2 separate regions of the Mus musculus genome follow, and region 1 is linked to region 2. Evidence: chromatin loops called from intact Hi-C (ENCODE). Cell type or tissue: heart. All regions are shown on one strand.

The links. Peaks named below come from ENCODE experiments on the same cell type or tissue, not always from the same donor. Only the 100,000 strongest peaks of a DNase experiment are listed, where the experiment ranks them.
Region 1: a loop joins it to region 2, with 11 times the contacts of the local background. A loop is called at or near these places in 33 of 42 quality-filtered maps.

Annotation. Positions count from the first base shown.
Region 1 is chr16:56,768,053-56,770,552 of GRCm38, reverse strand. It overlaps Adgrg7 (adhesion G protein-coupled receptor G7), which reads left to right. Exons shown (of 16, transcript NM_172825.3): 5 at 194-340. Among named protein-coding and RNA genes, the nearest start is that of Adgrg7, 27 kb to the left of the region's middle. In heart, no CTCF peak of the experiment used is centred here; no DNase peak of the experiment used is centred here.
Region 2 is chr16:56,918,943-56,921,442 of GRCm38, reverse strand. The region is part of intron 1 of Lnp1 (leukemia NUP98 fusion partner 1); the gene reads left to right. Among named protein-coding and RNA genes, the nearest start is that of Lnp1, 7.7 kb to the left of the region's middle. In heart, a CTCF peak has its summit at 949; no DNase peak of the experiment used is centred here.

The DNA of each region.
Region 1 (2,500 bases), 150 kb after region 2:
TTAATATAATGCACGCAGATAGTCGAGAATGAGGGGATTCCCCGGGGTTTGTGAACTGTGTTGCTTACACACAAAAAAAGAAGCAAACAAAGATTCGGTTAAACAGCTCATTCAACTGCAGTCATTTGCAAAATGTTTAGGAATACGTGTATAAACTAGACTTTTTGAAATAAACAAAACTACCTTTAAACAGATAAACAACCAAACAGCAAGTGCTGAGAATATTTCTAGAGAAGCCCAGGTTTTAACAGCAGATGCCAGTAAACTGACTGCTCAGAATATCACTTCTGCTACTACAGTGGTTGGACAGATCTTCGGTAAAGCCAACAATGAAAGCCAGGTAAAACACAAGATTTTATTTTTATTCACTTTACATACTTCTCCCTCCTGTTCACTCCCATCCACTAATCTTCCCCCTCTATCCCCCTTCTCTGAGTGGGTGATATCCCTGAATATTTCCCCACCCTGGCACATCAGGGGCTAGGCACATCTTTTCCCACTGAGGCCAGGCAAGGCAGCCTAGCTAGAAGACCATATCTCAAGGATAGGCAACAGCTTTTGGAATAGTCCCTGCTCCAGTTGTTTAGAACCCACCTGAAGAACAAGCTGCAAATTTTTTTTACATATGCACAGGCAGGCAAAGGTCCAGCCTGTGTATGTTCTTTGGTTGGTGGTTCAGATTCTGAGGGTCCCAAGGGTCCAGGTTAGTTGACTCTGTTGGTTTCCCTGTGGAGGTCTCACAATCCTTCCCCCTATTCTTCTACAGGAGTCCCCAAGCTGTATCCACTGCTTGGCTGTGGGTGTGTGCATTTGTCTGAGCCAGCTGCTGGGCCGAGCCTCTCAGAGGACAGGCCATGCTAGGTTCCTGTCTGCAAGCACAACATAGTACCATTAATAGTGCCAGGGATTGGTGCTTGCCCATGGGATGGGTCTCAAGAGGGAATCTCAGTCTCTCCTCTATTCCCCATTCATGAATTTTTTTATAGACAGGATAAATTTGGGGTGGAAAGTTTTGTGGGCACTCCACTGGTGTTCTTGCCTGGCTATAGGAGGTGGCCTTTTCAGGTTCCATAGCCCCGGTGATGTGACAGCTAAGGACAGCCCCATTGATTCTTGGGCACCCCCATCATCCCAGGTCTCTGTCACATCCTGGAGATGCCCTCCACCTCTCCACCCCTGTCTGTCTCCTGTCCTTCCCCACACCTGATCCTGAATCCCCCTCCCCACTCCCACCCAGTTCCCTCCCCACACCTGCCTCTTATGACTATTTTATTCCCCCTTCTAAGTGAGAGTCAAGCTTCCTCACTTGTGTCTTCCTTCTTGTTTAGCTTCTTTGGGTCTGTGTAGTGTAGCATGGGTATCCTGTATTTTATGGCTAATATCCACTTATAAGTGAGAACATGCCATGCATGTCCTTTTGGGACTGAAAAATCCAAGCTTTTAAGTCGTAAGAGGTGTTTGGGATTGTAGCCTATTGATAGTGTTTCATTAGCGTATGTGGGGCCTTATGTTTGATTCCCAAAACCTAAAATGGGAGGAACATCCTGAATTCTATTCCTTACACAGTGATTTGAGTGATGTTTAAGTTAATTGGGCAGAGAACACTTCCTAGGGAGATGCTCAAAGAAGTTAAACTCCTTGTCTAAACATCCTCTGGAATTAACGTGATGATTATTATTATATTAGATATTCCAGCATGTCTTAGAATAAACCAGTCTCTTTATTAGGTACAGATTAACAATTTTATTAAACTGGGTCATCCCTGTTCTATCCCAAATAAACTGTTTTCCTACACACTTGCTCTGAAATATGCCTTTTAATCTCTGCATTTGTGTCAAGCATACTCACAGGTTGGTCTCTGGCTTTCTAAAAAGCCCTAAGTGAGGTTTACAGGTCTAATATCATGGCCTGCTAAATTCTCAACCATTAAAAGTATACTTGACATTTGTCATCAATGGAGTTCTTAATTTGGTCAGCAGGGTTGTAAGCTATCAAAATGATGTACATCAACACAGCTCATTTCCTTCATGATTTTCAGATAACCTTCTTTCAAAAACTGTTTTACTTACCAAAGGTTCTTTGAAAAGTAGGTTTTAAGTAACAAGGTAATTAAAGACAGAATTCAAAGAATATGCACTTCTCCCTGTAAAGTTTAGTTGGTAAAAACATGTAGGAATGAAAGGCCAAGAGACTATATCTCTGACACACCTGAGTGTTCAATTATTAGAGAACAATTTTACTGATGGCTAAAAGTACACCTGATACTAAGTATTTAAGTTGTGCTAAGTATTGTGGGCTGTGAGGTTTGGATAGCCAGCACTGCAGCAATATTTGTGTCTACTTTTATCCAAGCCAAGTGTTTTTGTGAGCAGAGAGAACTCAGTGAGTGACTTTATCATGAAGTCAAATTCAAACTCCTAAGCCTCCTCCTTCCCCAGCTTCATTTATGTTTTTACTTCTTATCATGGGTCTTTCTTTTATCTCAGGTCTCAAACTGAAA
Region 2 (2,500 bases):
TCTTTACTTGTTCTGACTTTGTAGTCTTCTGTTTTATCCTCAACCTTTGAGAAAATTCACTTTTAACTCCTGTAGTGTGCTTGGGGGAACTGACTATAAGTTACAGCCCACGTGTTTGAGTTGAGTCTGACTGTGACTTCTGATCTAGTTATCTGATTTGGGGGATATGTTTGAGGAGTTTTCTTTTATAACCCTGATAAGCTTTCCCTCTGATACTCACAGGTTCCAGCACCAAGCCCCAGCAAGCTGAATATCTTCTTTTTTCATGGTACCCAGCAGATCCCACACTCTCCTTGTTACTTCTTCTTAACTTCTCTGCATTTTCAAGTTGCCTGTTTTCATTTATCCTTTCTTTCCTTGGCTCTATTCTGCTCTTGGCTCCTGTCATCAAATTTTAAGTTTTGCTTAGTGTATCAGCCACCTCAAAGATTTTAGTTTGATTTTAAAAAAAATATTTATTTATTTATTTTATATGAGTACACTGTAGCTGTCTTCGGACACACCAGAAGAGGGCATTAGACCCCATTACAGATGGTTGTGAGCCACCATGTGGTTGCTGGGAATTGAACTCAGGATCTCTGGAAGAGCAGTCAGTGCTCTTAACCACGGAGCCATCTCTCCAGCCCTTTAGCTTGATTTTTAAATATTGCCCTCATGTTTCTGTGAAATTTCTTTGTTAGATTATTCATTTCTCTGTGTTTCCTCAAAGTTGTTCCAAGGGTTTCCTGAAACAGCTGCTCTGAGGTTTCCACTAAGAGTTACGATGTAGTCTAATGTCATCGATTTCTGGCGCCATATTTTGAACGTTAGGTAAGACCATGGATCTCTGGCAGTGCCTGTTGATGCTCAATGCTGTCTGCACATTGAAGGGTTAAGTATTTGTGCTTGCTTAATTTTCCTACCTAGAGTGCCTTCTGCAATTTTATCATTAGATGGCACTGGTGAATTGTTTAAAACCCCTCAGTTGGTGTTTTATTATATTTCAACACTAGAGGGAGATCCAGGCTCAGTTTGTTCCAAACCCTAAATTGGAATGCTGCTTAACTGGAATGAAGCAGGACTTTAAAAAGGTGCTATGCGCGTATGTAGCAGATGTACAGCTTGGTCTCGAGCAGAATCTTACCTTGACTCCGTTGCTTGCCTGTGGGTCGGTCCTATTCCCCTAACTGGGCTGTCTTGTCTGGCCTCAGTGGGAAAGAATGTACCTAGTCCTCCAGTGACTTGAGCCTACAGTGGCTTGAGGTACCAGAGTGGGTTGGTACTCAGAGCAGACTTACCTTTTCTCAGGAGAGAAGGGGAGTGGGCATAGGGGAAGAAGCTGTGCGTGATGGTGGGGCAGGGACTAGGAAGGTGGGGTGCTGCAATTTGGATATAAAGTGAATAATCAAATAATTTGATGGGGAAAAGGGTGCTCTGTTCCCACGACCGCACCCTCGCCTTAGGTAGATCCAGAGAGTTTGTCCATAATCCTTGTGGGAATCTGCCCAGTTCCTGACTGTGGAAGAACCAACTTCAGGCTCTCATTCTACAGTTTGGCACATGCGTCCCTTTATATTCCTTTAGTGGAAAGTCTTCTCTCTGTGTTATGCTGTTTGGATTTTGGGAAGAACTGGGACAAGCAGTTGTGTGATGACCGAAAGTAATATGTTGGCTAACACCCTCAGCACGAGCTCAAAGCCTATTGAGACCGAGTAGCACCCATGCAAGATAAAGGGCCACACTTCTATATATTGCCAGGTGCTGAGCTAGGCACATGGATCCAGACTGTTGTAACTAGCTACAGATAGTAATGGCTGGGTGACATGTCTTTCTCCGGCACTGGGACTGTTGCAGAGTCTCAAATTGTTTAGGTCACTAGTCTGACACTGAGTTCTAGGGCCGTCCTGTCTTCGTGGCACTCATGCTCCTGGCAAATACACTCTTGTTCCCTGTTGTGCTGTCTAAAGTTGTGGGTGGTTTTGTTGATAGGGTCCCTTGGCTTTCCAGGCAAATGCTAAGCTGGTTAGCTTAGGGTCCTACGGCCACGAAGATCTGAAGTCTGTGTGCAGACACATAGATCTGTTCTGTGTGTGTACAGATCTCCATCAGATGCTGTGGGATACGTAGAGGCTTACTATATAAGGTTGGGTTTGGTGTGGGCATCACTGTGGCAAGCCCTGGTCTTGAACTACAAAGTCTTGAGGTTAACTTTTATGTCCTGTTCCACAATGTTCAATCTTCTTCCTCTGCTGCTCAACGTTAAGGGAGTGGTGGTGCTGTCTTGGCTGCCTGCCTAACGTGGTTTCAGAGGTTTAATCTGTGGGCACTGTCTAGGGCACAGAGGCTATGGATCTGTGACACTGGCTTTCACTGTAGTGGCCCTGATACCTGGCTTTGAGTCTAAGGCCTTGATTTAGTTCCTCCTTCTCCTACCTACAGGCTTCACACTGCTTAGAGCTGAGAGAGGACAGCTAGAGACACGTCTTGTCTTCTTCATTGTGCCCTTCCCGCTTACATTCTG